Linked DNA regions of Homo sapiens: region 1 is linked to region 2. The links are chromatin loops, found by intact Hi-C in ENCODE. Cell type or tissue: endothelial cell of umbilical vein. All regions are shown on one strand. Links, peaks and the distances in the headings refer to the core of each region. The heading gives the core; the rest is flanking DNA.

Region 1 (15,581 bases), core at 5,206-13,205, 230 kb after region 2:
TGAAGGATTTTTCTTGTCTCTATCTCCTTCAGTTCTGGTCTGATCTTAGTTATTTCTTGCCTTCTGCTAGCTTTTGAATTTGTTTGCTCTTGCTTCTCTAGTTCTTTTAATTGTGATGTTAGGGTGTCAATTTTAGATCTTTCCTGCTTTCTCCTGTGTGCATTTAGTGCTATAAATTTCCCTGTAAACACTGCTTTAGCTGTGTCCCAGAGATTCTGGTACATTGTGTCCTTGTTCTCATTGGTTTCAAAGAACCTCTTTATTTCTGCCTTTATTTTGTTATTTGCCCAGTAGTCATTCAGTAGCAGGTTGTTCAGTTTCCATGTAGTTGTGTGGTTTTGAGTGAGTTTCTTAATCCTGAGTTCTAATTTGATTGCACTATGGACTGGGTGATACTTCAAGGGACTATGCAGAAGCACTGATGGATTCATGGGATCCAATTCCAATTTTTTTTTTTTCTTTGCAGAATGTTCGCATCTTACCACATACAGTTCTTTACATGGCTGATTCAGAAACTTTCATTAGTCTGGAAGAGTGTCGTGGCCATAAGAGAGGTAAATATCAAAAGAAAAGCTTTTGCTTCTGTTTTTTTATCATGTGCCTTCCGTTCGGAGTTCAATATTATACTTGTCCTGAGAGTTAACTGACTTTCTGAGGCTCTGGGACTGCCACCTGTAGTATGCATCAATATATCTATCTTTGAACCTTGAGGAACCCTTTCTGCTTCAGATTGATTTCTAAACCTTGTAGTGCAATTGAAACAAATTCGTTAGAAAGGTGTTGTTCTCAATTTGAGATGCTTTAATTCTCCAGGCACTTTTTATTATTAAAACAGGTTGTATGACTTGGCTATTCAGGCCTTTTACTGTATTGGAACATGAGGTCCCATTTACTAAAGTTATGTAGAGAAATGGTGCATTTTTGGCTTGCTGAGGGAAAAGGCAGAATGGGTATCCAAGATGCGCACACTCAGGTCCCAAGTTAGACTTAGATAATGGATTCTCATTGTCTAATTTGATCCAGGTGACTGTTGATGCAAATAGTAGTTATACTGCAATATCAGCTGAACAGAAAGGTACAATAGCAAGTCTAAAATTCAGCTGTTACTGCTAAATTTGACATCACTGGGGCAAAAGCAATATATGAACAGAGGGGAAAGGCAGACTAGTGGTGCAAAAGATCAGATTTATAATTTAAAAGCCAGGACCAAAACAGGTAAAGTGTTTGTTTTAATCAATGCTTTTAGACCTTTATTTAGAGCATTCTCGTGTTAAATGACTTAAATATTTCCAGTATTTGCTTTTTTACTTTTTCATTCTCAGATTTGACTTTAAATGGATGATATTTATCATTTTGCTACTGTATTTTTACAGCAAGGAAAAGAACTAGTATGGAAACAGCACTTGCCCTTGAGAAGCTATTCCCCAAACAATGCCAAGTCCTTGGGATTGTGACCCCAGGAATTGTAGGTGAGATAAATTAGCAACTTGATGATTTCTTCCTTGCATTAATGTGGGGTCCTTTGGATTGGTGAGTTATTTTTAGCTTAGAACCACATTTCTATTTCTGTCCATCTAAAATACAATAAAGTCAGTCATATTTACCATGGCATTATATTTGCCTTATATTAATGTTTATTAAGTTATTGTACTTCTCATCTCAAGGTTACCTGTATAAATATCCAGTAGTCATTCATAAGAGGGGAATGATCTCATTCTGCCTTCCTCCAAATTAGGAAGTATTTGTGGGCATTTTCAGAGTTTTGTCAGTTCAAGCAGTATTGTGTTTGGTGGGTAGGGGTGAGATGGGGCTGGGATTAGGAGCAAAGCTGGGCCTTACTAGGAGACTTCTGTTTCTCTGCTTTGGTACCACTCTTCAATGTTTACAGCATGAGGTTGTGCCCCTTTCCATGCTTGATTGCTGCTGGTGAATTTTTGCTGGTTTTTATTATTTTTGATTCTTTTCTGTAGTTAACTGGGGGAGGAGAGATTCTGTTGAGGCAGTAATGGTGCAATGGTTAGATACCTGGATTCGAATGCCGGCTGTACCGCTTAGTATCTGTATGACTTTGAGCAAGTTACCTAACTTCATGGGGCTTCACTGTCCTCATCAAGGAAGTGGGGATGATGACAGTAGTACCTTCCTTGGAGGGTTGTGAGAATTAAATGAGTTAACACTTGTAAAGCATTTACAATAGAGATACACAAAGCAGTAAGTAAATGTTAGCTGTCATTTATGTATTGTTTTTGAGATGGAGTTTCACTCTTGTCACCAAGGTTGGAGTGCAATGGCGTGATCTCTACTCACTGCGACTTCTGCCTCCTGGATTCAAGCAATTCTCCTGCCTCAGCCTCCCAAGTAGCTGGGATCACAGGCGCCCGCCACCACCACACCTGGCTAATTTTTGTATTTTTAGTAGAAACCGGGTTTCACCATGTTGGCCAGGCTGGTCTCAAATTCCTGACCTCAGGTGATCCACCGCCTCAGCCTCCCAAAGTGCTGGGATTACAGGCATGAGCCACTGCACCTGGCTGCTGTTATGTTTTTTTGTTCCAACTCAGTAGTACTCTACTGAGAATTGTCATTTTTAATCTTCACTGAAAGATTTTTGATCTGAATTTGAGTCTTATACAGTGAGGTAAAAAGAATTTTACATGTTTACAAATGAATATTATTTGTTCAGTTGCTCTAGCTGTGGTTTCTAAAGGGCTTAACATTTTTTTAAAAAAAAGAGTTTATTTCTTTTTGGCCTGGCGTGGTGGCTGACACCTGTAATCCCAGCACTTTAGGAGGCCGAGGCAGGCGGATCACTTGAAGTCAGGAGTTGGAGACCAGCCTGGCCAACATGGCAAAACCCCATCTCTACTAAAAAATGTAAAAATTGGCCAGGCGCAGTGGCTCACGTCTGTGGTCCCAGCACTTTGGGAGGCCGAGGTGGGTGGATCATGAGGTCAGGAGTTCAAGAGCAGCCTGGCCGACGTGGTGAAACCCCATCTCTACTAAAAATACAAAAATTAGCCAGGCATGATGGCGGGCACCTGTAATCCCAGCTGCTCAGGAGGCTAAGGCAGGAGAATTGCTTGAGCCCGGGAGGCAGAGGTTGCAGTGAGCCGAGATCACGCCATTGCACTCCATCCTGGATGATAGAGCAAGACTCTGTCTCAAAAAAAAAAAAAAAGCTAAAATTAGCTGGGCATGGTGGCTCATGCCTGTAATTCCAGCTACTTGGGAGGCTGAGGCAGGAGAATTGCTGGAAACCGGGAGGCAGAGGTTGCACCACTTCGCTCCAGCCTGGGTGACAGAGTAAGACTCTGTCTCCAAAAAAAAAAAAAAAAAAAAAAAAGTTTATTTCTTTTTTTATACTAGTAATAGTTATTTTTAGAAAAAAAAAATTAGAAGATTCAGATAAGCAAAAGCACCTTTAAGCACCACAGAGTTAACCACTCTTATGATGTTAACCTCTATTTATATATGTATGTAAATATAAAAAACCAGAATACAATTTTCTGTAGACTTGTAACCTACTGTGTTAGTCTACTAGGGCTACCATAACAAAATACCACAGACTGGGTGACTTAAACAACGGAAGCTTATTTTCTCACAGTTTGGGAGGCTAGAAGTCCAAGATCGGGGATGGTCTCTCTGAAGCTTACTTACAGCTGCTCTCTCACTGTGTTCTCATGTGGCCTTTTCTTCATACATAAGCATGCTTGGTGTCTCTTCCTCCTCTTCTCAGGACACTAGTCCTGTTGGATTAGGGTCCTACCCTTGTGACCTCATTTAATCTTAACTATCTCTTTAAAGGCCTTATCTCCAAATATAGTCACATGGGGGGTTAGGGCTTAAACATGAATTTGGGGTAGGCAGTAGGGAGGGAATGACACAGTTCAATCTGTAATATCTACCTGTAAAATTCAGAGCATATTACAAACATATTTCCATGTCTATAAATATATATTTGTCATCATTTTAATGGCTATATTCTATGATACCAATGTAACTTTTAATCTGAATACCAGTGTGGGACATTCAGGTTTTTTCTTTTTATTTTCTATTTGAAATTATGTGATAAAATACTTGGGTATATATATACTTTATATAATTGTCAAATATTTTTAGGGTAAACTTTTAAAAATTGGAATTGCTGTGAAAGTGTATTTACTACCCCCCCAACTTTTTAATTTGAAAAATATGGAGAAGTTGAAAGAATAATAGAACAGCATGATAAATACCCATATACCCTTTATCTAGTTTAGCAGTTGAAAAAATTTTGCAACATTTATTTTTTCTCACTTTGCTTATAAAAAATTTCTTTCTGAACCATTTGAAAGTTAAATGGCAAACATCATGACACTACACCCTAAAACTGTCAAAGCTGAAAAACTTTTACTCAGATAGTGGCTTGTTAGCTTAATGATTATCTTAGTGACCTAAACTGTAGTTATCTAGTTTTTACTGACTCTATTGGTGAAACTGTTTAACTTTTTCTCTAGTGACTCCAATGGGATCAGGTAGCAATCGACCTCAGGAAATAGAAATTGGAGAATCTGGTTTTGCTTTATTATTCCCTCAAATTGAAGGAATAAAAATACAACCCTTTCATTTTATTAAGGATCCAAAGAATTTAACATTAGAAAGACATCAACTCACTGAAGTAGGTAAGTTACTTTTATTTATCATTAACTGCTCATTTTATTGATTAATTTTGTTTTCTTTTTAATTCTGGCTAGTTGGTGGATATTAGGTTCCTTTGGGAGAATCTGAATTAAGTACACCTGTCACTGGAGATGTGGCTAATTCAAACAGGTGATTCACAGAGGCCAGTGTGATACATGTTTGGTAGAATTGATTTACTTTTTAAATTATTTTACTTGCATTAAAGCCCAAGAGAACCAGAGATGAAAAATTTTTCATAAATACTCTGTTGATGATAAACTTGTTTGTATTTAGTTCTGAATTTTAAGGAATTCTTGCTCTAATAGTTTATTTCATTTTGCTCTATTTTTGTTTTGTTAACCTTTTTTATTCTAGTAACAAGCATTTTAGAAGTTTTTAGAATACGCGGGTTAGTTCTTTGTGAACTAATTAGAAAGATGGGAACAAGTAAAGTGACCCTGATGAGTCTTAGGAAATATATGAGTTAAGGCAAGTCTATCAAGCAAGGGGTGTGCTGGGAAACATCCTGCAGGTAGTGTGGATGGAGCCCTGAAGTGAATTTGAAGAGGTAAAGGGTTGGCTTAATGTCTAAGCTTGGATGGGAAAGCTTAACTTAATATAGTAAACAACAAACGAATTACTCAAGGAAAGCAGCGTTTAGCCTTTTATCTACATCTGCAGATGGACTGATTGAATTCACTTCATTCATTAAAAATCACTGTTGGCATAAAAACTATTCAGTGGTAACACCTCATTTTTGCATAGATCAGCCAGCCTATAGAGATAAACCTCTGTTATTTGAAATGGGACTTAAACCAGCTGGAGTAAAAAATTGTGTAGCAGCAAAGGTAAAATTTGTTTTACTGATGAGGAAAAAAAGGGGGTATACACATTGAGACTAGTTTTTACAACTATCCCTGACAATGTGGAAAAAAAAAAAAAACTTGCAAGTCATTGGTGGATGGGAGGGGAAGCACAGAACAAGAGGCATTAGCAGCAAAGACTCAGCCGGGAACCTCTTAATAATGTGGAAGAGGGTGGTCAGGTCAAAGTAGATGGTGGAAAGTCTCAACAGCCAGCTCTGGTGTGACACAGGGTAGTGTAGCTATTAAGAATGCTGACTTAGAAATGAAATCAGTATGTTGAAGAGATATCTGCACTCCCATGTTTATTGCAGCACTGTTCACAATAGCTAGGATATGGAATTAACCTAAGTGTCCATTAGCTGATGGTGGATAAAGAAAATGTGGTATACATACATAATGAAATACTCTTCAGCCATAAAGGACATCCTGTCATTTGCACCAGCATGGATGAACCTGGAGGATGTTAAGTGAAATAAGCCAGGCCCAGAAAGACAAATAGTGCATGATCTCACTCATGTGTGGAATCTAAAAATGTTGCTCTCATAGAAATATAGAGTTGAATGGCAGGCACCAGGATCTGGGGTGGTTGGGAGGGGCTTTGGGGAGATGATGGTCAAAAGATACAAAATTCGTTTTGGAGGAATAAGTTCTTGAGGTCTGTTGTACAACATGGAGACTATAGTCAGTGACCATATATTCTTTTTTTTGTTTGTTTTGGAGACAGAGTCTCACTTTGTTGCCCAGGCTGGAGTGCGGTGGCATGATCTCAGCTCACTGCTACTTCTACTTCCTGGGTTCAAGGGTTCAAGTGATTGTCATGCCTCAGACTCCCGAGTAGCTGGGACTACATGCTGTATGCACCACCATGCCTGGCTAATTTTTTTTGTCTTTTTATTAGAGATAGGGTTTTACCATGTTAGCCAGGGTGGTCTCAAACTCCTGGCCTCAAGTGATCCACCTGCCTCGGCCTCCCAAAGTGCTGGGATTACAGGTGTGAGCCATCGTGCCTGGCCCATATACTATATTCTTGAAGAATGCTAAGAGAGTGACTGTTAAGTGTTCTTACTACAAAAATGGTAACTGTGAGATAATGCATATGTGAATTAGACTTAGCCCTTCCACAATGTATATATACTTCAAAACATGTTATACATTGATAAATACATACAATTTTATCTGTCAGTTAAAAAATAAATAGAAGGTAGTCAACCTTAAAAGATTGCAGGCTTGTAGCTACTCTAGTTCTGCTACTTTCTGGCTCTCCAGTTAGGGCAAGTTTTTCAATTTTTCTAAACCTCCATTTTCCTCATCTATAAAGTGGAAATAACTAACATTGAATTCACAGAATTGTGAAGATTAAATGAAATGACTTTCATAAAACGCTTAGCAACAGTAGATTGTAGCTAGATGCTAGTGTTGGCCTCCACCCTAGGCAGGCTTTACTGTGTGTCACATGGGCCCTTCATCTGCAGTGTGGCCTTGTAGTTTGTGGGGGGAATAGTAGGGTTCTAAGTGTCCTTAGCTCATTCAGAAGCCACATGCCAGAGGAGCATACATGTGTCTGGGCTTGAAGTGACAATTAACGATGGCCAATGTTTATGGAGGTACTGTATGCCAGATACTGTGCTGCGCAGCACTTCTAATCTTCACCACAGCTTTGCCAGACAGAATTCTTTATGGAATATTTTTGATGAGGAAACTGAACTTTAATGGCAGTAGAGAGTTAAGGCTCTTAGGGTATGTAAATAGCAGAGTTAGCAGAAATGTTAAAGCTATTCTAAATTAAGGATGCCAAACTTCCTTTGGGAAAAGGTCAGATAGTGCCCTTAAAACTGACCCATTGTTAAGTGTAAAGGCAAAATGAATTTTAGGAGCAAATGTGGCTATGTGCTGAGCTTATGTGATTTTGTAATAACATAATGAGACTTGATATTGGTAGGCTAGCTGGAGCGAACAAAGTTCAGCAAACTAGGTCTTTTTCAGAGTTGGTCAGGTGGTTAGCAAATAGTAGGTCTGAAACTCAAAGGAATGGCTGTGGTCAGACATGTTGGTTTGAGAACCATTTTGTGTGTTGCCTGGCAGTCTGCCTGTAAAAGCATCAAGTGTCATTGAAGGCCTTGGAGTAAGCCAGTCCAGGGCAACATAGCCCAGATTCTGGGAAGATTTATGGCAGCAAATTTAGTACAAGGAAGGAAGAAGATGATCAATGTGTTGATGTTGACGAGATGACTATCTATATTCAATTGGCTCATAATGTAGAACTCCTACATTAATTTTATTCAGGCTGGTATGGTGGCTCATGCCTGTAATTTCAGTACTTTGGGAAGCTGAGGCGGGAGGATCGCTTGAGCCCAGGAGTTCGAGACCAGCCTGGACAATATAGTGAGACCTCACCTCTACAAAAAAACTAAAAAACTAGCCAAGCATGGTGGCACGCACCTGTAGTCCCAGCTACTTAGGAGGCTGAGGTGGGAGGATTGCTTGAGCCCAAGAGGCGGAGGTTGCCGTGAGCTGAAGTCACGCCACTCTACTGCAGCCTGGGTGACAGAGTGAGACCCTGTCTCAAAAATAAATAAATAAATAAAAATTTATTCAGCATGTTAAAGGTGACATAACTGGATGTAGATTCTGTCTCAGTGACATTCCAGAAAAGGTATGAAGAATACATATACAGTCATATGTTGCTTAATGACGGGGATGAGTTCTGAGAAATGCATCTTTAGGCAATGTTGTTGTTGTGTGAATGTCATAGTACTTACACAGACCTAGATGTTACAGCCTACTATATGTGTAGGCTATACAGTGTAGCCTATTGCCCCTAGACTACAAACATGGACAGCATGTTACTGTACTGAATACTGTAGGCAGTTGTAACACAATGGTAAGTATTGGTGTATCTGAACATATCTAAACATTAAAAAGGTACAGTAAAAACATGGTATGAAAGACAGTATACCTCTATAGGGCACTTAACATGAATGGGACTTGCAAGACTAGAAGTTGGTGTGGGGTGAGTCAGTGAGTGGTGAGTGAATGTGAAGGCCTAGCCCTGTATACTACTATATAGTTTATAAACACTGTATGCTTAAGCTACATTAAATTAATTGAAACATTTTTGTTTGGCCGGGCACAGTGGCTCATGCCTGTAATCCCAGCAGTTTGGGAGGTCCGAGGTAGGTGGATCCCTTGCGATCAGGAATTTGAGACAAGCCTGGTCAACATGGTGAAACCCCATCTCTACTAAAAATACAAAAATTAGCTGGGCATAGTGGTGTGCGCCTGTAGTCCCAGCTACTGTAGGCTGAGGCAGGAGAATCGCTTGAACCTGGGAGGCAGAGGTTGTAGTAAGCCAAGATTACACCACTGCACTCCAGCCTGGGCGACAGCGAGACTCTATCTCAAAAAAATAAAATAAAATTGTTCTTTAATAATAAATTAACTTTAGCTAGACAAAAAAAATTTCCATTTATATCCTTATTCTGTAAGCTTTTCTCCACCTTTAATTTTTTTTTTAACTTTTTAAGCTTTTTGTTAAAAACTAAAACACAGTCACACACATTAGCCTAGGCCTATACAGAGTCAAGATAATATCACTGTCTTCCACCTCCACATCTCGTCCCACTGCAAGGTCTTCAGGGCAGTAATACATGTGGAGCTGTCATTTCCTATGACAACAGTGCCTCCTTCTGGAATACGTCCTGAAGGACCTGCCTGAGGCTGTTTTACAGTTAACTTTTTTTTTTTTTTAATAAGTAGGAGGGGTAACCTCTAAAATTACAATTAAAAGTATAGGATAGTAAATCATAAGCCAGTAACATAGTCATTCATTGTCATTGCCAAGTATGCATTGTACGTGATTGTATGTGCTATACTTTTATACGACTGGCACTGCAATAGGCTTGTTTACAACAGCATCACCACAGACATTTGAGTAATGCGTTGTGCTACACATTAGGCAGTAGGAATTTTGTAGCTCTGTTAATCTTCTGGCACCACTGTTGCATATGCTTACTGTGCGTGTCACCACGCCTGGCTGTCCTTGACCAAAGTGTTATGTGGTGCTTGACTGCATAATCATAACCCAAGTGAGTATGTGAGGTGTTCTGTGAGAGCAGAATGGGTAGATTGCTGTAGGGGTTCTGCCAGTGGGAGGGATCAAGGAGGCTTCCAGAAGCAGGTGGTATTTAAGCCCTTGAAGGATGGGAAGCATATGAGAGATATGGATGAGTAATATCACTGGCTGAAGGAACATAGAAACACAGGCACAGAGCCAGGAAATCCCAGAGCATGTTGGAGAAATAGTAATCATTTTGCAAGCAAAGGTTATGTGCAGGGAAGTCATGGGAACAAAGGGTGGGGCGCATTCAGGCCAGGCTAAAGAGTCTGGGCTTAGCTCCTGTACACAGAAAATGGTAGCTGTTACTCAGATGTCATCGAGCAGAGGTGAATGTGGCCCTCCTGTGTGGGGAGACACTGGAAGCGGGAGACCACTTTAGAGTCCAGGCAAGAAATAACACTAGGGCATGAGGACTAGGGAATGAATTGGAGGAAATGAACAAATGATTAGATGTGAAAGAGAAGGGAAGCCTCAGTAATTACTTTTGAGTTTTGATCCTAGGAGACAAGGGTGATGGTGGTGCAGAGACCAGAAATAGGAACACTGGGACAGGAGGAGCGGGATTGGGAGAAGAAATTGGGAAAAATCAAACCCCATTAGAGATGCTTGTTTTGGCTGTTGATTCAGTGCTGCTGCTAAAGGTCATATGGCCAAACCTTTTGTGTGCTGCCTTTTTTGTCCAGAGAGGTGACATAGCTGTTTCCTGGGCAGTACTCTGTCCTCTGTCCACCTGAGCATCCTGGGAATCTTTGATGAGGCCCTGATATGTGGCACTGGTTGAAGCTAGGACCCTAGTTTTGTCAGTTTATAAGAGCCAAAATCTTGAGCAGCAGAAACCCTTTTGTGATAAAATTGCTATATTTGTTAGATCATATTTGCATTATAGTGCCAAGTATAGGAATGAGAAAACTGGAAGGAAAAACAACCCCAGAATTATTGTGCTCTGTGAAGCTTTCTTATAGGTGTCCTTTCCTGAGCTGCTTGATGTCAGCAGTTTTGGCTTATTCCAAGGCATCATTTTCTTCTGGAAATTGAAGCTTTGCCCAGCTTAAAATGGCCATCTTCATTCTTTCACTTGCTATCTTGTGTCCTAATTTTAGGTAGAGTTGGCCTTCCATATCCATGGGTTCTGCATTCATGGATTCAGCTAACCACAGATCAAAAATATTTGAGGGAAGTGCAGCAAGAAGCCAGGTTTCTAAACACAGGAGTGGCATAATTTGATAGATCTTTTCAAAATAACACTCTTGCTATGATGTGGTGATCATTTTGGAGTACAAGAGTGGATGCAGGATTAGCTTGATTTAGCCATTCAGTAGTGTATATATATTTCAAAACACCATGTTGAACATGATAAATATATGCCTTTTAAATTTTTCAGTTAAAATAATTTTTTTTAAAAAGTATATGCAGGAGACACAGACTGTTGTAGTGGTTAAGGAAAGAGGAGATGGCAGCTTGGAGCAGGGCAGTGGTGAGTGGAGTTGAAGAGAAGTGAATGGATTCAAGATGAAGTTTGGGGCTGAATGGACAGGATGTGGTGACTGATGAGATGTTAGGTGTTGAGAATGAGGGAGGTGACAGCGATGTCATGCGGGTATGTGGCTAGCGCAGCTGTATAGTACCATTGACTAAGGTGAAGAAGATTTGAAGGTGCGGGTTGGAAGATCAGATTATCAGTTCTGTTTTGGACATGTTTGGAATTTGAGATGGAGATATTGATTATAGACAGTTGGATATGTTGGCCTGGAGCTCTAGAGAATGGTCTAGAGGAAAGATATTAATTTGGGAATCATCAGGTAATTAATGGTGATTGAAGCAAAAGGGACTGGCTTCAGTGATTTGAGGAGGAGGGCCGGGGAGGAGGCTCAGTAGTGCATGTTGATTGTCCAGGGTTGGTACTGCTGTAATATTATTTTGACATCCCTCCCTTCTGCTAATGCAAAGGCTTTATTGAGACTACTCAGTAAGGATCTCCTTGAGCCATTTCTTAGCTTTTGTTTTAAACACTTCATTTGTACAGTCTTACATGGGATGTCAACATAAAAATAAAGCAGGTAAAAGCAGAGCCTCTAGGTTGAAGGGTGAAGGGAGCATGTTAGGCCTTGAACTGAGGTTGCTTATTCTCCTCCACCTACACTGGAGGCATCTTTGGAACGCTTTGCCCACCAAAGCACAGTCTGAAAGCCCCAGCTGCAACAGAGGAGGGGAGAGAAGCTTCCCTCCCTGGCAGTGCTCATGCACTTCTTCCTCTAAACCTTCATGTAATCCAGGGAAGGGGCTCTAGACTCAGAGCAGTGCCTGGCAGCTCTACAGTGCCTGGCAGCTCTACCTGTCTGTACCACAGACAGGAGAGCTTGAGAAAGCAGACCTAGCACTGCTGAGCGTTGGCAAGATGGACTTCAGCTTGAGAGCCAGAGCCTCTTTGCTCCTTTGAGAATGCTTGAGGTGGTTAGTTATATAGCAAACAGTTGACTCACACCTGGGATCCTCCCTCTCTTTTCCTTTTACAAATATCCTTCTGACTTTCTTCTAGGTGAAGCACAAACCTGTAACATTGCCTTTTGGGGCACAGTGATTTTCTGGATTTGAGTTTTATTTGCGGAGAGTCCCATTAGAAAAGCTTTCCTATTGATTTTTACATTTTAGGGTCAAGAGAGGAAGTTCTGAAGAATTCAGTTGCCTTTGCTCTTTGAAGGAGAGGATTGGAAGTGTCCTGTGTTTTCCATAGCTCAGTAGGCACAGTTCTTTCTGGCAGCCAGTTCTGGGGTGTGTATTTAATTTTACTTTGGTCTGGTCTGATCTAGCTTCTGTAATATGGATATAATTTGCATGTTAAATGTGAATTTTGGAAGTATTGAATCCTCACAGACTTTTTAGGAATAAAACAATACGTAACAGGTTGTTACAGGCATTAAATAAGTTAATTTCTATAATGTACTTAGAACGGTGCTCTGTACTAGTGTTTGTTGTGAGATTGGTGATCTGGTGATCTAGCTTGTAGATTGTTCAGGTTCTTTCTGCTCCCTGCTTTTTGAACCTTTAACTACTTGTCTTGAATTCTGCCAGCCACCAAGAGGGGTAAAATAGAACTTTAATGACTTGTCAGATTCCAAAAAAGTGTGAAGAAGAACAAAGTTTTAAAATTATCTGAGGACATCATAGAGAGTCTTGAGGGGTCATAGGCAGTACCAGGTGTGAAGCAGAGAGAATCAGTGCTGAAGCTCAAGGGATTGAACTTGTTCTGCCTTCGAAGTTGCCCAGCCCTTGAGAAAGCAGAAGTGACAGGAAGCTAGTGTTAAAAAAAAAAAAAAAAGCGATGCTGACATCTATTCAAGACAATGAGGCAGACTTTATTTGGGAGACCACTGTGATGGGGTTTTGCACTAGGGGAGAGAGATCAGGCTCAACTCCAAATGCACCAACCACAAATGGGGATTTATAGCCAAGGAGGAGGGTGGGGGCTTGGTGGATGAAAAATTCCTAAGAGGATGGGGCAATTCTTTGCTAAATTTACCTAACAAGATTATTACTGGCAAGAACAGTTTCATCCTATTCCAAAACCAAAGACATCTCTTGGTGGACAACTACAGTAGTTAACTTGATTATAGTTGCCAATCCTACATGGCAGGTCAGTTTATCCTGTTACCTAAGGTTACATTTTGTAACCAGCTTATCATCTTGAAAGGTTCACCAGTAGGTTACACTGTTTAAAGTGCCTTATAAATACTTTTCTGGAATTGTTTTTAATGGTTGTGGTAAGCTCCTGCTAATGTATCAACTTTTGGAAAATTCTAGAATAAAATCTGTAGTCAGATTCTATGGCGGGTGGCCCAGAACATTGGGTCCTTGATGATCCTTTACCTATGAATTGGGGGGAACCCAGAACCTTTCAGGAAAACTTGGCATTGCTCCTTATTCTTCCCTCATATTTTAGGCCTTTGAATTTTGAGTGTCAAGGAGTTGGAGTTGTACCTTCCCTCTGTTATTTACCGGTAGCACCAGGTAGTCTGTTGGTTAAATACAGAGCCATCTGCTCTATCAGGCAGCCAGCCTTGGCTAAGGTGGGTTTGTTCTTTAAGTTGGGGTAGGGGAAAGTGATTCTACTTTCTAGGGTTGTGTATTAGGAGGGGGAAGTGTTCCATTAGCTGAGAACCAACCCACTAGAGAAGATGTTGAAAGAACACCACTGGAGAAGATGGTGTTAACTGGAATGTGTGACTGAGGCGAGAATCTCCATCATTCGAGGTTTACTGAGCCAGAGGTTGAGGGCGTATCCGGGAAAAACACTAGTCACAAACGAGTGGCTGTGTACTCTGAAGAGGTTTTCAATACATGTTTTTAAAGGAGAGAAGGAAGGATGGGGAAGGATAGGCATGAGGTGAATGGTTACATTCCTGTGAGACTTTAGTTAGTACTCAGTAAATCTACACTTTACATAAGATAAGGTGAACCTTTTGAAGAAAGGAAGAACCATTTATGCAGATGTCTCAGAGTAGGTGGGTGAATTACTGATCTCTTGTTTTTGTGCAGCATCTGGGAAGATAAGCTTGCAATGGACATTATCAGTGTGGAATTGAACAGATTACAGACCTAGAGTTACAATTGACATGTCCTTGTGTTATGGGAGGATGTACATCTTAAAGGTTTTGAGGCCAGCAAAGATTTTCCTTATGAATGATTTGTGGGAGCAGTCATCTGGAGATGCCTAAAGCCTTTTGCCTTTCCTGGTCGGGGGGAGGGGTGTGAGGCGGTAGGTCTGGCTAATGTATAATGCTCTGACACAGGGTTGTGAAGTAGCAATATTAATTTGGAGAGAGGATGGTGCTTCGCTTGACTCAGCCTCTAGGCTAAACTTTCCCTTTGGCATAAGGAGTTTGGAGGTCCTGAGATTTTTTTAAAATTTTCCTTTACATTGGGTATGTGTTTGTTAAATGAATGGGAGTGGTTGCCTTTAGAATATTCAGGTAGGATGTTTAGTGGATGTTGTAAAAGAGCATCTAGAGCTTAGAAAACAGGAGGAAAGGTTGAGATTTAGAAGTCATGAGGTTTCTAAAAGCTAAAGCCCTGAGTGTCAGGAGATGTGGGTTTTAATGTAGAGTCTGTCATTATATTGTCCTGGGGTAGTAGTCACTTCTCTGGCATTGGCAGTCCTTGTTTGTAAAATAAAACTCTAGACTTGATCTCACAGGCCTCTCCCAACTCTGAAACTTTGTTCTAAAGAAGAAAATATATTCTCTTAAAATTTCGTGGGCTAGTCTATAAGGGAAAAAAGATGCTTTAGCAATGGTTTGGGGTATATGATGTCATGAAAGTAATATTCTTTTTACTGTCCAAGTCAGTAATTTACTGTGTAGAGAATTGGAAATGGACCAGAGGCAGTTTCCCAGAATAGGTCATTATTTGGTGTTAGTAATTGGTCATTCACGCATCTGCATACCCTTTGTTTCCTTAAGTAACTCTCCTTTCTGGTAACCACCTTAGGTTTGTCAAGGTGGAAGTCATGTGGTCAAATCAAATGGAAACACAAGTGTGTTAGGTATTAGATTCATTTTCCTGTCCCCAAAGCACCCGTTTGGTAATGCTGGCAGAAGACATACATGCGGCCAACAATCATAGGAAAAAAAGCTCCACATCACTGATCATTAGAGAAATGCAAATCAAAACCACAATGAGATCGTATCCCATACTAGGCAGAATGGCTATTAAAAAGTCAAAAAATAACAGATGCTGGCAAGTTTGTGGAGAAAAAGGAACACTTATACACTGTCGGTGGGAGTGTAAATTAGTTCAGCCATTGTGGAAGATAGTGTGGTGATTCCTCAAAGACCTAAAGACAGAAATACCATTTGACCCAGCAGTCCTATTACTGGGTATATATTCAAAGGAATATAAATTATTCTGTTATAAAGACACATGCACATGTATGTTCATTGCAGCAC
Region 2 (17,091 bases), core at 2,077-10,076:
GTAGATCTTCTTGTGCCGGACCAGCTTCAGTGGGGCCAGTGGGCCCTCTAGGGCAATGGTCACTTGTAGGGTGGCATCCGTGTGCACTGGCCCTGCTTCCACGGAGAAGGCCATGGTGTCGCGGGGGCTGAGGCTGCCATTGTGGCTATAGAGAACGGCCCCATCCAGCAGGTCCTGCTGGGAGAAGGCTGTGGCTGGCTGACCAGCCCGGACTAGCTGTCCCCAGCGAGGGCCAGCTGTGACGTGGTAGTGGACCTCATCCCCACTGCGGATGTCGAGGTTGGTGTCCAGGTGGAGCACGGCCGTGTCGATGGTGCCCTGGCCTCCTTGAGGGACCACAAGGCTGGAGCCGTTGGCCACACGGAGGTAGGGTTCCGAGGCCTGCACCTCCAGCAGCGCAGTGGCCTGGTGTTGCCCGTCGGACACCTGCAGCTGGATCCAGCCACGGTCAGCCCCTGAGTGCACGAACAGTACTCGCCTCTTCCTGAGGTCCTCCTGGGTGAAGCGGTAGATGGGCCGCGTGGGCTCATCTACGGCCACGATACTGCCAAAGAGGAGGTCCTTGCGGGTAAGCACCAGCTGGGCGTCAGCAAAGCCCGAGTCAGCATCGCTGAAGGCCACGTCGTCTGTAGTCAGCAGCCGCCGCCCACCCCGGGCCACATGGAAGATCCGGCTGATGGTCTGCACAGGGGCGTGGTCATTCACGGGCTGGATGGCCACTCGGAAGACACCCCGTACCTCCTCCCAGGCCATGTCACCACTGCTCTCGCCCTGGCGGGTAGCAACAAATGGGATATCATCTTCTGTGGTCTCGGAGTCATCATGCTGGTAGACCAGCCGGCCACGCAACAGGTCTTCATTGGTGAAGGATGTCACCATAGTGGTCTTGTCCTGTGTCCCACGCCAAGCCAACCTCCCATGGCGGGGCCGCTCCATGACCTCATAGAGGTAGCTGGCACTGTTGAGACTCTTGACAAAGAGGTGGTCAGCAGAGAGGACACCCTCACCACCCTCAGGCACCACGAGGAGGACATTGGTGAGGACAGGCGCATCTGGGTCACCACCAATGTGGATGGGGAAGGTATAGAGTGGGGAGAAATATGGTGGAGCTGTGACACGGAAACGGAAGGTGTCCTCGACTGCCTCTGAGGCACGTGCTGTGGCCCCATAGGTCACCCGGCCAGCCTGTATGTCATCCTGGGTGAAGCCCTGGCCATCTGACAGCCTTGTGCCCTGTAGTTGAAGGTTGCCTTTCCTGGGAGCCTGAACCACCTCATAATGGAAGGTTGGGGGGCTTGGGCCTGCCTCCTCCAGGGTGGCCTCCAGGTGGGCTGTGGTGAGGGTCTCCTGCTGGGTGTTCTGAGTGTGCAGTGGCTCCAGCCGCAGCATCCACACAGTGGCTCTCTGGATGGTCACTGGGAAGGACAGATTGCTCAGGATCTCCTGGCCCACCTGCACCTCCAGGGCCAGGTTCTCCACGGTGTCGTAAGCGTGGTGCTGTGGGTCAGTGCTCAGGTACCTCACGCGGCCCTGCTCCACATCCCGCTGGTGGAACGCCTGTGTGGCCCACCACTCAGCACCCTCCACCCCACCTGCCCCCTGCTTCTGCAGCTCCCCAAACTGCAGGGCCCCAGTGACGCGGAACAGCACGCTCACATCCTGCCCCACGGCATTGGTCTCCACCGACAGGTTGGCGGGCAAGATGGGCATGGCAGAGCCTTGGGCCAGTCGCAACCCTGTGCTGCGGTGGATCTGTATGGCCGGCCGGATGGCCACCACCTTCAGCGTGGCCGGGGGGCTGGCCTGCAGTCCATCGCTGACCCGGAACGTCAAGTCCTGTGCAGGACCACCGCGGTGGACATAGACTAGGCTGCCGGCCTCCAACTCCCGGCAGGAGAACTCGGTCGCCGGCTCCCCAGGCTGGTCTCGGCGCTCCACGGGGAGGCCAGAGGAGGTGCCAAGGACCTGGAAGGTGAGGCCCTCACAGGCAGAGTCCGGGTCATAGGCCTGGAAAACCTCAGGCCCCAGCGGCTTCTGCGTGTGTTCCAGGATCACCATGAGGCTGCCATGTGGGAAGATGATGTGGGGTGGGTCATTGACAGGGTTGACCTGGATGGGCAGGAGGTATGTTTGGCCCCTCCGAAGGCATGAGGGCATGGGCACCCGAGCCGTCACCGACACCTCCAGCACCAGCTGGTCGGAGGTGTCCTCAGAGCCATCGTGGATGAAGCGGGCCTTGCGGTTCACCACGTCCAGGAGGGTGAACATTTTTCGTGCCTGGGCTCCCGGGATGTCCAGCTCGAGCTCGCCATGGCGTGCCCCTCGGGTCACGCTGAACAGCACCTGGGATTTGCGCAGCTCAGCCTCCATCAGGTCCAGCGTGGGCTGCACATGCCTCCACTCAAGCCAGGCTGTGCCCCCCTCGGCCACCACCAGTGGGCTGATAGTCAGCAGCTGGGTGAAATTGGCAAAGACAGGAGGCAGCCCTGGCTCAGGCACGCATGGCTCAGGCAGCTCCATGGCTGGCCAAGCCTCAGGGGCCAGGGTGGAGAAAGCTTCATAATGTCCATAGGCATCGTCCTCATACTCCTCCTCCTCCAGCCTGCAGCCGGCTGCCATGTTGCGCGTCAGCAAAGCTTCCCGCAGCCCCCGCCTCTGGCCATTGACACTGAGGTCTTCCATGCAGCCCAGCAGGGAGGCATTGGTGGCCTCTGGTGTCAGGCCCAGGCGGTGTTCCTGGAGGTGACGAGAGGCCTCTGCATCCAGCCCCCCGAGAAGGAGACTGCCCCGTGGCTCCAGGTAGCTGAGGACTCCTCGGTTCGAAGTATGCGTAGGGTACTGGTCCACGGAGATTTCCAGCCGGTGAGCATTGATGTGGACACTGACCTCATGGGGCTGCCCATCGGCCACAGGCACACTGTTGTGGAGCAATACGGTACCCTGGCCCTTCTCCACCACGGCCCGCAGGTGGCCCTCAAATATGTCCACATAGATGAAGTCCCCACGCCGGCCCCCTGCCTGGAAGGCCAAGGGTGCCTGCCGGCTCTGTGTGGTGAGTGTAAACTCTAGGGTTCCTTCGTCCTGAGTGCCCCAGGCAGGGAAGGCAGCCAGAGAGTGGGGCCCAGAGAAGCCCAGGGCCACATCATCACTGGCAGAAAACTCTTCAGCACAGCCCTCATGCACATCGGGGGTCAGAGGCCGGAGGAGGCTGCGGCCATTGAGGGTGGCTGCATGGAGGCAACCCCTCAGGGGTCGGCTGGTTCCCCTCAGGTAGGGCAGGCCAAGGGTCCCAGTGCCCCCAACAAAGAGCCCATAGGGGACCTCTAGGGGGGCTCCTGGGACTGCTGAGGAGGCGTTCAGAAACCCATCGACTGACAACGTGGCCCAGCCCTCTACGACAGTCAGCACCACAGTGTGGGGGATGGAGTCACTCAGCAGCGTCTCTGCTGGAGTCTGCAGCCTCAGCTCCTCCTGGCCCAGAACAAGTCTGACCTGAAGAGAGATGGGGAGTGGGAGATAGTGGACAGCACTTTGGATCCATCATTTCCCTTATAAAAGCATAGAGCCGGGCGTGATTGCAGTGGTGGCTCATGCCTGTAATCCTAGCACTTTGGGAGGCCAAGGCAGGCGGATCACCTGAGGTTAGGAGTTTGAGACCAGCCTGGCCAACATGGAGAAACCCTGTCTCTACTAAAAACACAAAATTAGCTGGGCATGGTGGCGCATGCCTGTAATCCCAGCTACTTTGGAGGCTGTGGCAGGAGAATTGCTTGAACTCGGGAGGTGGAGGTTGCAGTGAGCTGAGATCATGCCATTGCACTCCAGCCTGGGCAGCAAGAGCGAAACTCTGTCTCAAAAAACAAACAAAAAAAAAGCATAGTGAGTTCCCCACACTTGGGGCCCCAGAGTGGAAAACCTAGGACAAGAGCCTCTGGTGCCACTCCTCTTGCCGTCCTGCCATCTCTTTATTCATCCTCCAAACACTCACCAAAGGAAACTCTGGGCCAGGGCTGGATGGGCTCTGGGGACCCTGATATGAATCAGATGTGGTCCTCGCCCACAAGGAACTGACATACAGCAAGATGCTCTCCTAGAAATCCAACCTGTGTTTTTAAATTCTTCCCCTCTTTCCTTGAGTGAGAGGTGCCAGAAATATTGTCTTGGAATCTGGATTTCAACTTTGGAATAATGGGTAACTGGGAATCCCTTGATCAGTCCCCTTCAACAGAGCAAAGTTTCTTGGGGTCATTGAAGGCAGCCAGGCTCACTGTTCAGGAATAGGCTAATTTTTAAATTAAAATTTAAATACTCTGTGTTCTGAAAAAAAGCTCCCTGACCTGGGGTGGAAGGAGATCTTGGGGAGAGATGAAGGACATAGTTCTGTCTCCATGACATTGACAGCAGAAATGGCTCTGGTACGGTGCTCCCAGATGGTAGAATGGGAGGTGGCAGAGTATGGTAACTGCAGAACCAGGGCACTAAGAACTATAATTTTGGAGTCCTGGTATGGAGCATCTCTGTAGGGGTGTGGCATCATTGTACCTACAGAACTGGACAGCCATCAGCACCAGCCTGCACCACGCTGGTGTTTAACAGTGAAAGCAGCAGACTGACCAAGCCCTAGTCCTCTCCCCATGGGGTGTGGAAGGAGATGGCTGCCCCAAATTTGTTTTTTTTTGAGACGGAGTTTGGTTCTTGTTGCCCAGGCTGAAGTGCAATGGTGCGGTCTCGGCTCACTGCAACCTCCTTCTCCTGGGTTCAAGTGATTCTCTTGCCTCAGCCTCCTGAGTAGCTGGGATTACAGGCATGTGTCACCATGCCCGGCTAATTTTTTTGTATTTTTATTAGAGACACGGTTTCACCATGTTGGCCAGGCTGGTCTCGAACTCCTGACCTCAGGTGATCCACCCGCCTCAGCCTCCCAAAGTGCTGGGATTACAGGCATGAGCCACCGCGTCCGGTTATTTTTTTCTTTTAAAAATAGAGATGGGGACTCATTGTGTGGCTTAGGCCAGACTTGAACTCCTAGGCTCGAGTGATCTTCTCACCTTGGCCTCCCAAAGTGGTGGGATTATAGGCATGAGCCACTGCACCCAGCCTGGCACAAATTCGGAATAAGACCCTGGGTTCTTAAACTCTTCATGGTTTAGGGGAAGACTCAAAAAAGCCACAAGACTCCTTGCTAACAAAGCTTGTGGTGTCTTGAAGGATGAAATGGAAAAATGAGGAAGCTGAGGCAGTACTGGTGCTGTTACTGTCGTGGACAGACCATGGTGCTGCAGAGAAATTGGTGCAGTGCCACCGGGATGCACAGGGGTCATGGGGGCTCAGGAGGGGGCCTAGCCCAGGAGGAGGGGATGCCCACACTGAGACTTCAAGGAGAGGCTGGAGTTAGGCATGTGCAGGGAACGGGAGAGGCGCACACCTGGCAGAAGGAGTGTGCATCAAGAGCCTGGCAGCAAGCGACTGTAAGATGGCCAGGAACTGAAAGCAGTTCAGGGCTGTCAGAGCACAAAGGGCCAGCGAGGGGTTGTGGCGGGAAACATGGTTGGAGGGAGCCAGTGGGCAGAGCCAGTTCATGAAGGATTTACCATTTCTGGGCTGCTGCTGCCCATCCCACAGTGGAGAACTTAAGACCCCAAGATAAAAGTGACTTACACAAGGTCACACAGCCAGCTGGGGTTCACTCAAAGCTAGAGAAGGAATCCCACCCCGAATCCCGCCCAGATCTCAGGGGGACGTCACTCACCTGCAGGCGTCCAGAGTAGAGCTGCAGCAGGAGGTGGTCAGCTGGGCCTGCTGCCAGGAGAAGGAGGGCTTCGGGCTGGGACGTGGAGAACTGCAGCTGCAGGTCTATGTCGGTCAGAGCCGTGGCCACAGGCACCTCCAGGTGGTTCTCACCGAAGAAGGAAGCTGTGTGAGAGAGGGAGCTGTGGTCAAGGCTCAGACTCTTGCCTGGAGGAGGCGAGGTGCCGCAAAGAGGGACGGGTGGGTTGCAGAAAGGGGTCCGTGCTGGCGCACCCTCATGGTTCTGCTGTATGGTGCTGCCTCTGAGCACTGCCCGGGTCCCAGCATCTTCTTGGTCCTGGCACCAGAAGGCACAGGCTCACCTTGTGTCCAGCCCAGATCTTGTATTTACAGGAGGTCAGACCCAGAAATTCCCAGCAACTCAGGTCTCCTCCTTGGAGGTTCCTGGAGCCAGAGGCCTCCGCCAGCTCTGACTCGCCTCCCCTGGGCCCCAGAGGAGTCTCCCTCGTGGGTCTGGCTCCTGGACCCAGCCCAAAGGGAACCGCAACTGGCCTGACCATCTGGCTTGGTGGTCACAGCCCCAAGGAATGGAGTTTCTGGAGAATCACCCCCAGTCCAGACTGATCCCTGCTCAGATTCCTTCTCCTAAGTGCCCTTGTGCTTGGGCTCCTGTGCAGCGCCTGCTGTGCCATGCCCCGCCTCCATGGGTTGGCTGAGGCCACGACTGGGATCTGGGGGTGGTGTCAGCATGGCCCACCTATCCCCGCTTCTCTCTCAGGCCATTCTTCCAGCTGCCATTGAGCGTCGGGGCAGGAGCTTATTGGCCTGAGTCTGCCAAGGAGCAAAGGCTCTGAGGCCAGATGGGGACCATGTGCAGTGTCAAACCAAAGTGGGCCCACACTTCCTCCATTACCCTTGCTATTGCTTCCTGCTGGAGAGCTATTCACAGTCCCCGATGAGCAGTCAGATCCGGCCCCATTGTTTCCACCGTGGCCAAGGAACCAGGGATGAGAACAGCTGAGTTCCTAACTTCCCCAGGCCACCACGCAGGCTGAGGCTGAAGACAGGGCTTGGGAGGGGCTGAGGGTCTGCTGGGCAGGCCAAAGAGGGCCTCCCCAGGCAGAAGGCCATGTCTGGGCTTGCCTGGGGTTAGTGGTTCCTATGCAGGGCCCGTTCTGTCCCATACTGGGACTCCTCCTCTTTTGAATTGCTGCTTCCTCCAGTCAGTTTCCCCAGATTAGCCTCCCTGACTTCCAACCCGCTGCCACAATTTCTGGTCCATGCCTTTTGTGGTGATAAGAGCCAAATATAACTTTGACTTTGCCTGCAGATGTCCAGGGCTGGGGGGTAGAGAAACACGGGTTAAAAACGGTGATTCATTCCTGTTGGGCTTCCCTCAAACCCGAGAGCGAGCACAGGCTGACGGCCTTGATAGGGATAATCCGGCACCAGCCCCATGTGCTGGTCCCTGGCCAGCCTGAGCCAGCTGCCATCCGCCTGAGTAAGCAGCTTCAGCCGTTGGAGGAGTCGGAGACTTGTACACCCTAAGGGCAGCCAGCCCCACTGGGAGGGATGTCCAAGAAAGATCCCGTAAGAACCCCTTGGGCTGAGTTAAATCCCCTCTAGTTATCTCCTCCTGCCAGCACTGCTGGCAATACCAGCACCTTGTCTGGGAAGCTACGGGAATCAAGGGAGCCCTGCAGACCATCTGCGCGGGGGCGGCCCAGCTGGTTCAGCAGAGCTTGGCGCCAGCAAGGGACAGACCAGGGAACTGCAGGTGGCGGCCACCTACCGGGGTGCCTTATCTGCAAAGACATTGATTCCTAAGAGCAAAACACAGCACACTAAAGTGAGGGAGGCCATAGCACAAGGGGTGGGGGCACATGGCCCTGCAGGATAGAGCCACCACCGTCACCTGCTGGAGCGGCTGACAGCAGCTGCCAGGAGTCTACTGTTGAATTTTCAGGAATTTTGAGAGCCAGGTGATACTGCCCACAGTGAGAACATTTATACCAGGAAAAGAGGCAAATACTGCAAATCAGGGTTCCCCCTCCCCAAGAAAGCCCATTGCTAAACATTTACCTATCCAGCACCCACAGAGAAGGGGGCACATGTCCCTGCCCCTACCCACCCTTGCACTAAAGGTATATGTAGACCCGCCAAGTCATGGTCAACATCAGGGCTCTGGGCCAGGCAGGAACTGAACTAGATGGTTGGCCCTAACCACTGAACCACCTGCCTGCAGCCCCCTCCCAGCAGAGGAGAGTAGAGCCTGTTTGGCCAGAGTGGGAGGGTGGCAGGAAGTAGAGGTACTTTCCAGAGCGCTGGGGTCTGAATGGGTCCATTGAGGGGCTGGGCCCTGCTGCTTCCTGTGGGGCTGAGCGGGAGGGGCTCACACAGGCTGTCTTGTGCTGCTGGAGCGCGTGGCCAGGCAGCCCCCCACCCCAACAGAGGCCTCTGAGGCCTTGCTGGCCAGGGCTCTGGAAACTCTGACAGCGCCACTCCCTCCACCTCCTGGTCTCCTTTTTTCTGCCCCTCTTACACTCTCTGAGGGGCTTCAGTTGCAAGAACTCAGAATCCCTGTCTTGGAGGTGGTGGGGGGGCAGTTGAAGAGGGGCTTCAAATGGAGAGGGTGTGCAGAATTAAGATGTAATAAGCTAGGAGTCAATCCAGAGGACTTCCTGGAGGAGGTCACGGTGGTGTACAGACACAGAGAGGGAGGAATAGGCAGTCTCAGAGGACAGCAGCAAGGCCGAGTGAGACTGGCAGGAAGTACACAGGTCCCCTTTGGGTGGGGCTAGGAGGGTTTCTGCTCCATCACCCGCTAAAGCCTCTGGCTAACTTGAAGGAAGAGAAGTAGAGGGAAAAGTAGAATGGGTCAAGCTAGGCTCGGCTGCGTGACTGGGGCGGGGGGATGGAGGAGGTTGTGGGGAGACATTGGCACAGGCTGGATCAGACCTGCCGTTGATTCTCCTGGGTCAAGAGGACCCATGATTCATCAAAACAGCAGACCAAACCTGTAGCAGCCCCATGGGCTGCCCTCTGAGCCAGGAGAAGGGGCCCACTTCAGGCCTCAGTGTCACCATTCTGTAAAATGGGCACAGTCCCTCCCACCCCTTCCCCCTCCTGACTGTGGGGATTAGTCCTGGGGGTCTCTCCCTGATCTAGGAGTTTGCTGTCCATATGGATGTGGGGAAGGTTAATGGCATGGGGTGCCTGGAGGTGCCAAGCCTTGGGCATGAGAGGAGCAGGATGCCCCACAGGTCTGGGGGCCCGTGGGAGGGGCAGGAAGAGTGCTGCGTGTATGGGTTTCTCTCTCTGGAAGGCGCGTCAGTGGGCGTCCAGGGCTGTATATTAATAGATGTGTATTTGTGTGTGCGCAAGCATGTGGGTGGCTGCTGGGGGTGTGCTTTGGGTTTGCGTAAGGCTGTGTGTTTGTGTGTGTGTGCGCGTGTGTGGGCCGGGAGCTGCCAGGACAGAGCAATGATTGTGCCCGGGCCTGTCCTGCCCTTCGGTGCCCGCCTGCCATTACTTGGCTGGGCCTGGCTCCATGAAAGGGGCTGTGTGTTCTTGGAGGGTTCCTGCCCCTCCTGCTCAGCGCCCATAGAGAGGTTTGCTAAAGGTGGGTACATCCTCAGGCTTCCCACCCTTCCTCCCCATAAACAGGGCACTGCTGTCTGGGCCTGAGGGTGGGGTGGCTCCATCCTTCTTCCTGAGATCTAGGCCTGGGGGCACAGAAAAAGCCTGTTTCCTTCCCTGCCAAGTCCCTTCTCAGGGGCTAGAGGAAACCTCGGTCAAGGTCCCCAGCAAGCCCCCTCTGTCAGGGCAAGGGCTGCGCTGGCATCTCCGGGCTCCCCGGAGGCACTACTAGGAGGAGTGTGGATGGGCCCCTGAGGCTTCCAGCCTGACACCCAGCCCTCTGTCTGACACCAGGCTCCGGGGACAAGGAGTCGCTGTGAGGGGAACATCTCTGCCCATCAGGCCCGCCTCCCCCGGCCAGGGCCCCACCTTCCCCAGCCAGGCCAGGGCCGGGTCTCAGGCACAGATGCCTCTTCCAGGCTGAGGGCTGCTGTGGGCTCTGTTCCTTCTGAGTCCTCAGAAGGCTGCCTGTGTCCCTGTATCTGCCCCATCTCTCCTTCGCCTCCGGCCATCCCTGCTGCCAGGCTCTGCCTCTGCTCCCCCTGGTCTCCCCCTAGCTCTTTGGCTCCCTCTTCCCTCTGCCCCATCCTGGCTGTCCCTGGGCACATCACCCTTTGCTCTAGGACAGTCTGGAGGGCCCCGGCCTGGGGCCCCACCCTCCATGGGTGCTGAGTCCCACAGCATCAGCATTCTCTGTAGCTCAAGCCTGCTGCAGGGCACTCAGCTTCCACCTTCCAGACAGACAAACTGAGGCTCCAGAGGAGAAGCGATTTGACGAAGAGAAGCAGAAAGAGATCCAGCAGGTCCCAGCACCACCCGTGTGAGCCCTACCCACCCAGGCACCCCCACTGTACCCCACTCTCTGGCAATGGATCCCTGTGTGCCCCACTCCCGCCATGTTCCTGGTTGCCTGGGGGCAGCCCCACAGCCAGGCTGCGTCATGGGAGCAGCAGCATTCCTGGGTGTCTGCTGCTGCCTGACTTTATAAGGGAGAAATTCTGGGAGCCCGGAGCTGCTGGCCCGTGGGGAGTGCCTGGGCCCGTAGTTGAGGGTGAGGGCAGGAGACCTGGACATCTGTATGTGGGGGAGGGACACCCAGTGCCACAGAGACAGAGCAGGAGGTGAGAGGTGGAATGCGTAATAGAGACCCATTCATTCATTCACTCAATCACAAATACAGCAATACAGTGATGGGAATGGAAGAAGACAGCTAACATGGGAGAAAGTTATTAAAACTGAGAAGGAGAAATCAAGATGCCCTCCTCCATAAAGACTGGATTCACATACAGACCAAGGCCTGAGGAAGGAGACGGAGGAGGAAAACTCGAGGGAGACAGAGAAGGCGGGATGTTGGCAGCAAGCCTGCTGCTGTGCACAGGAGTGAGGAGGGGATGCCCAGCCAGCCTGCTGGGGAGGGAGGGCCCTGCTCCAAGACGAAGCCAGACTTCTCCATCACCGCCCCTCGGGGTTTGGCACCACGGCGGGAGATCCTGGCTCCAGGTCTGGGCAGGCAGGGGTGAGGGAGTCTGAGGGGGCTGTGGGATGGGGTATTCTGGGAGGGCCAAGGCCGGGATGAAGGGCTCTCTGTCTCCCCTCATAGGTGTGTATGTGGTGGGGCGGGGGGTGGTCGTGGCCCACCTGGGGGCTGAATGCCGGCTCTGTGAGAGCATGGACGGGCCAGGTGTGCTTCCCCAGCAGCGGACCCTCCCTGAGGTCACCTGGCCCTCTAGACCTCAGGTCAGTTCCCCTCCCCTCCCCTTGCACCTCCAAGGGACTCCCCGATTTTACTTCCGCCACCAATCTACTTCCAACCAAGCAGGCAGGGCATGGGTGAGTGTGTGCAGGAATGTGGGTCAGTGTCACATGTACACACGTGTGTGGCGGCAAGGCAGGCGAGGAAGGGGTGCGCTGGGTCCCTGGTCTGGCCCCACTGTGGGCCCTGGATACCGAGACATAACTGGGGGTCCCCTCCCCAGCACATTGGTCTCCCTGGGCTCCTCAGGCAAGGGAGAAGCTGTCTGGTGTGCCTACTCAGGGGTGAGCCCCTCTCAAACCTCCTCCCAGCAGACTCCCCAAGGCTCAGCCACCCACACTGAGCTATCACCTTCACCCAACCCTGTTACTCTGAGGGTAACAAGGGGGTAGGTTACAGGGGAGACTTAAGGTCAGACTAAGGGGAGCGACCTGCCCAGTGATGACACTGGGGTCACCAGGGCCCAGGCCTAGAAGGCTCATCACTGGCCAGGGTGGGCTGCCTGGGAGACGCTCACACACCTGCAGACCCCTCAGGGCTCACTGCTCTTTAGCAACTCTTCCTGGCTGCTTCCAGACTGGGATTCCACCACCCAGGGCCATCCCCGCGGCCCAAGGACTGCCTGCTCCTCTCCTGTCCCGTGAGCTACCGAAATGCGGACAACAGTAGGTTAGTTCCAAATCCCATGGAGCTTACAACAGCAGCCATCATCTCAGGAGACACTGCTTTATCCCAGTGGGGTGCTGGAGTGCTAGGCACCTGCTCAGGTGACTGCCTCCACGTCTAAATGCTGCAGAGACCTCTGTCGGGGTCAGGGCAGCACCAAAAACTCTTGAGCCAAGAGACACACACTCAGGTCAGCTGACCTTCTGTTTAGTTGCCTTTCTGGTCCCTTGCAAGGCCAAGGGGGCCAGGGAGGAAAACAGTTTCCTCAGCTATTGGCTGGGCCCTGACCCTGGTCACTGGCCTCAGCTACCATCCTCTAACCAAGCGCTTTGAGTCACCCACGTAGAGGGGCATGTGCTGGGGAACATTTCCAGTTGAGGGAACCCGTCTGGAAGATGAGTGGAAGCAGGGGCAGGTGGGGTGGGAGAAGCTGAGCTTGGTCCACAGAGGCTGATAGGGGCTGCACCCTGGGCTCCCAGCCACATGTCCCAACCCTGGGGCCTTGTGGAGCACAGAGGAAGCAGGAGGGGAAATGAGAGGTTTTGAGGGAAGAAGCAGCCCAGAGTCCACCCAGGCGGGAGGGCTGGGCCGGGGGAGGAGGAAGCGGGGCCTCAATGGTGTCTTTGTGGAAGTCTTGCTGCTCCCCAGGCCTCAGGCGAGGAGGGTGGGGTGGCTGCGGTGGGGAGCGGTTCCAAGAGGCTTTTCCCTGCCTTATAATCTTCCCTCTTGGACAGGGAGATGGGTGGGTTTCCAGGCTCCATCCGTACCCTCCTTTCCCCCACTTTCCTGGCCCTAGAGGACCTGGGACCCTCACCTCAGTGGACCCAGGCTGGGGTAGGGTTTCTGGCAGGGAAGAGAAGAGTGAAGGACCCTCACTTGGCACTGGGCCTGCACAGCCCCCCAGCCCTAGCAGGGCTCCTGGGAGGCATCTCCCATGTTACAGGTGAGGAAACTGAGGCTCAGAGAGGGCAGTCCTCCGTGCTAGCCTGTGGAGCAGCGGCAGGGCTGGGACTTAAGCTCCTGTGGGTGTGGCTCCAGAGCTAGGGGCTGTGGGTGTCAGCAGGGCACATGCACCGTGTGTGCACCCAGAGAGGCGTGGTGGGTTTGCTTGCTGCCTGTGAATCGGAAGTGGAGCATCTGCCAATGGCCCCAGTGGGAGGAGGGTGTGAGAGCTGGACCCCAGCCTGGGGAACACACACTCTTTCCCTTCCTGTCCCCTGGGACTCTTCTGTCAGGGCCGGGTGGAGGGGGCAGCGAGGAGGGGGGGACAGCGAGGAGGGGAGGGAAGCATCTGCTCTCCTTGGGCGGTTTGGCAGCCCCTCCTCTGTGGCTCTGGGGCTGGCCGAATCGGGAGGGCCCTTCTGCAGGGGCTGGCGGGGGATGACTAGGTCCAGAAGCCAGTGATAAGTGCCAGCCCTGCCCACTGGTGACTTGGAGGTCTGGGAGGAGGGTGGAGAGACAGGGGTCTGGGTGGGAGCTGCCCCCAGGAGGCTGAGGGCCAGGCTCTCTCCTGGGCTGTGTCCAGGACCAGGCAGCCCATGGCTCATCTCTGAGTTCCCCTTGGCTCTGGCAGCAGAAACTGCTGAAGACAGGGCTGCTGGGGCGGCGTCTCGGGGCTTCCCCAGCCTGGCGGGCTGGGTCTGGAGATAGTGAGTGTGTGAGTTGGGATGGGGGAAGAACAGAGGAAATGGTGACTGTGGGTCTGGACGGCTGCCTGGACCTGAAATCTGGTGGCACAACTTGTGCACAGTAGCCTTGTGTGCCTCCTCCTCAGTTCCCCCATCTGAATACAGAGGGTGGGCTCACCCCACAGACAGAAGTCCATGTCCAGGGCAGAAGCCTGGGTCAGGGCTCACACCCCCAGCACACACACAGGGCTCAGAGCCATGTGCTTCCATGCTTTCCCTGGCCTCAGTGTCCCCATCTGTAAAAGGGGACCTGGATAGAGGGACTGACACACATCTGGCCTCTGACCAGCCCAGCAGACTGGCAAGAGGTGTGGCCACTACCGTGGGTACAGTAGAGCCACCTCTGGCCTAAATGGCCACAGGTCTAGCCAGACTGGAAGCTCTTGAGGACAGGACCAGGGCCCACATCTCCTTCCCAGGGCATCTGTGCAGCAAGAAGGCCATGGACCTGTGATGAGGGAGGTGATGTCAGCATCTAAGGGAACGAAAGGATCAAATGAGATGGCATTTGTCCCGTGTGAGGGTTTTTCTATCAGGCAGAGCTGTCCCACCACAGCAAGTCCCAGCACTGGTGGTGCTCCAGTGGGAGGGCGTTGCCGGGGGGTGCACCAGGAAACCTCAGTGTCCTTGCTAGTGAAGCTCTGGGCTACCCAGGCCCATCAGAGATCCCGAGACTGAGACCTCTCTTCCTGGGCAGGCCTGACTCCTCCTGGAATAGGTTCCTGCCTAGCACCCCCACCTGCCAACTGCCTGGAAGCCTGCAGCCTGTGGGCCCCCCCTGGAGCTGTGCCCACCGCCACCACACTCCCTCTGGCCCTCCTTTTCTCTCCCGGCCTCAGGCCCAGCCTCTGCTAATGCACCACGTCTCTCTCACTGGCACCAACTCTCCAGGGCTCCAGGCCCACTGCCAGTGTCCCTCAGATGTCCATGGCAGGAACACCCACAGGAACCCCCAAGCCCAACCCCACCCAAAGCAAGGAGGACTCAGTGTACTCTCCCCTACAGCTGGCTCGCCAGCCCCGTGAAGGCCCGACTGTCCACCTGTTGCTGAGTAGACATCTGAGGGTCGCACTGAACTCTCCTCCTCCTCCCTCCCCACAGCCACTGCTGATTAATACTCAGGTTCCATCCATCCAGTCCCCAAATTCTCCTTCAACTTCATCTTCCTCTCTTGCTCCCTGGTCCATCCATAAGGCGGCTGGCCACCGTCCTCGGTCTGGCTTAATCAATCTCCTGACTCCCTTTGCTAATAGCAGCCCCAGTTAACCCAAACTGAAAGCCACTCCCTCAGCCTCCCTTGCCTTTGGTGGCTCCCATTGCCCCAGGGTCAGGCCCCCACCCCCGGGTGGCACTGAAGGCCAGGGTGCCCTCAACTCTGCCTGCAGGGTCTCTTGCTCTCTTCCAAGGACACTCCACGCCTCCGTCTCACTAGACTCTGCACTGACTCCGTGCACACCTAGCAGGGCCGACCTGCTGCCTTCGCTCAGGCTGGGCCTGCTGCTGGGCCAGCTCTTCTCTCCTGTCCACCTGTGAAATGTCCTCATGCTCTTTCAGGAAAAAAGCCCAAAGCACCTTCTGTGTCCTTGGGGTGCAAAGACACTCGCTGCGGCCCAGGGGGCTGTGCTGTTGTCACCTCTCTCCATTTACACTGTGAGCCTTGGGGACAAGACTGACCTTGCTTGGGGACAGGACGTGGGAGGAAAGGAGGGAGGGGCCCACCAGGGCATGAGGGCCATGGGCCCAGTGGGAGGGGCTGCCTCTGGGAGCTCGCCCCAGCCCTCCCCACCTTGTCTTACCTCCAGTCTCCTTTCCAGGCCTCCTCTGCCCTCCAGAGCCCCAGGGCTCAGAGGCAGGGGACTGGACACTATGGCCTGGGAGGGCTCGAGGGACTGCCAGAGCCAGAGACTGCTTTTCTGGGCCTGTGGTGACAGAGTCTGGTGCTTGTTTTTAAAGAAAATAGAATCCGAGCCCCTATTTATAGCCGGAGGCCACAGCCACAGACAGAAGACGGATGGGGTTTGAGGCTTACAGGCCCCTGCTCTAGCATGGACTGGGAGGTGGGGCCATTCCCAGGCCCCCCTGCCCGCCTTTGTCAACCCCCAAGGAAGTGCCTGTGGGATCCTGACACTCCCTGGGACAGGATGTAGCCTGCACTTTGGGGCACGGGAGGACCTGGTGAGGGGAGCGGAACATTTCTCAGGATTGGTCCCTGGGGCCCAGAGTCCCTTGTGGGAATGGGAGGAGGTGAGGGTCTGTTATGTCTACTGAGAAGGCAGAGAGGGCCCTGGGGACGGGTGGGGTGCTGGCGGCAGGGAGCACTTCTGACTGCCGTGGAACCCGGTAAAGGAGAAGGGAAGGAGAACAGAGCAGGACTGGAGAGATGGGCAGACAGACAGAGAGACAGGGTAGGAAAGACAGACAGAAAGAGATGGAGGAACCACAGCCAGGGGTGGGAAAGGACAGAGAGATGGAGAGAGCGGGATGGGGGGATGGACTGAGAGATCGGGGGTGCTCTGCAGCCCGGGTGACCCTGCGCAGGGGCAGACAGAAGCCGTGAGGGGAGACTGAAGTGTGGCTTCCGTCCCATAGAGTCTTCATGGTGCTCCAGGCAGCGTGGTCAGAGTCCGGGTGGAGCCGGTGAGGAGGGAGGAAGCAGGCGTCTCTGTGGCCTCGCCCACCCCCAGCCTCCAGGGTCTAGGGGCTGGAGACCCTCCGTTCCCGGCAGTCTCCACGGGGAAGGCCCAGGCCTGTTGGAGGCAACGCAATGCGGTGGGGCAGAGCCCAGATTGACCTTGTCACCAAGATCCCCAAGGGCTGTCTTGGGCACGGCCGGGACCTTGAGGGACAGGTCTGGTCTCTGGCTTGTTATGGAGTGAGTTCCCTAGGCCTGGAGGGCTCACAAGCTAAGGCTATGGCCTGGACTCACACCTGCTGCCAGCCTCTACGCAGACCCCTCCCTTGGCTGCGCTTGTAGGGGCTGTGGGGTAACCGTAGCCTGGGGCATGTGTCATGGAGCCACAAGCAGTGACTCAGACAGTTAAAAAAGGAGCAGCTCTGAGTGGTGACTCAATTGGCTCTGGAGGGGCTGGGTGGGTCTGGCTGGTACAAGATGGGGTGGTCTGGGTTTATTTTTGGCAGGGCGGGGCTGGGGCCAGGGGGTGGAAGATGGGAGCCGGGGGTGGAGAGGAGCCGCTGCTCTCATCCCGGGGGGAGCCCCAGGGCTCCATGCCAACTTAGGAAAGTGGCTTTCCAATGCCAGGGAGTCCTGGCAGGCTGGGCTGCTTCTCAGCCCCATTCCAGGCCTAGCCTGCCTTGCTGCTTGGCCCAGGACAAGCAGCTGGCTCTCTCTAGATAGAGGCAGAGGCCCCTGTCCTGTTCCCAAGAGGCTCAAGCTCAGAATTTAGAGCTGACCTAGGAGACTGAAGATTCCACCCAGAGGCCCAGATAGGGCCAGGGGTCTCCCCAAGGCCACATAGCAGGGCCAGGTAGCCCAAGGGCTGTGGCACCATCAGCCAGCTGGCTCAGGCCTCTACAATATCTCGCTGGCCCCAGGGCTGTCCACGGTTGGAGGGACAGCCCCCGTCTGAGTACCCACCC

Evidence for each region. Hi-C counts contacts between places; a loop is a spot of excess contacts. Peaks named below come from ENCODE experiments on the same cell type or tissue, not always from the same donor. Only the 100,000 strongest peaks of a DNase experiment are listed, where the experiment ranks them.
Region 1: it touches region 2 in a loop (4-fold over the local background); 2 of 110 quality-filtered maps call a loop at or near these places.

The regions. Positions count from the first base shown.
Region 1 is chr15:75,912,737-75,928,317 of GRCh38, forward strand. FBXO22 (F-box protein 22) reads left to right here. Exons shown (of 7, transcript NM_147188.3): 3 at 467-554; 4 at 1,374-1,469; 5 at 4,494-4,658. Among named protein-coding and RNA genes, the nearest start is that of FBXO22, 17 kb to the left of the region's middle. In endothelial cell of umbilical vein, for the core only: a CTCF peak has its summit at 9,213 (motif pointing left); DNase peaks (open chromatin) are centred at 9,175 and 9,795.
Region 2 is chr15:75,687,321-75,704,411 of GRCh38, forward strand. CSPG4 (chondroitin sulfate proteoglycan 4) reads right to left here. Exons shown (of 10, transcript NM_001897.5): 2 at 5,750-5,913; 3 at 1-3,492. Among named protein-coding and RNA genes, the nearest start is that of CSPG4, 17 kb to the right of the region's middle. RefSeq lists enhancers at 5,541-6,291, 7,041-7,790, 7,274-7,423, 8,024-8,113, 10,040-10,789 and 3 more and silencers at 7,008-7,302, 12,825-12,914, 13,045-13,094. In endothelial cell of umbilical vein, for the core only: no CTCF peak of the experiment used is centred there; DNase peaks (open chromatin) are centred at 6,661 and 7,191; H3K27me3 peaks cover 3,711 bases.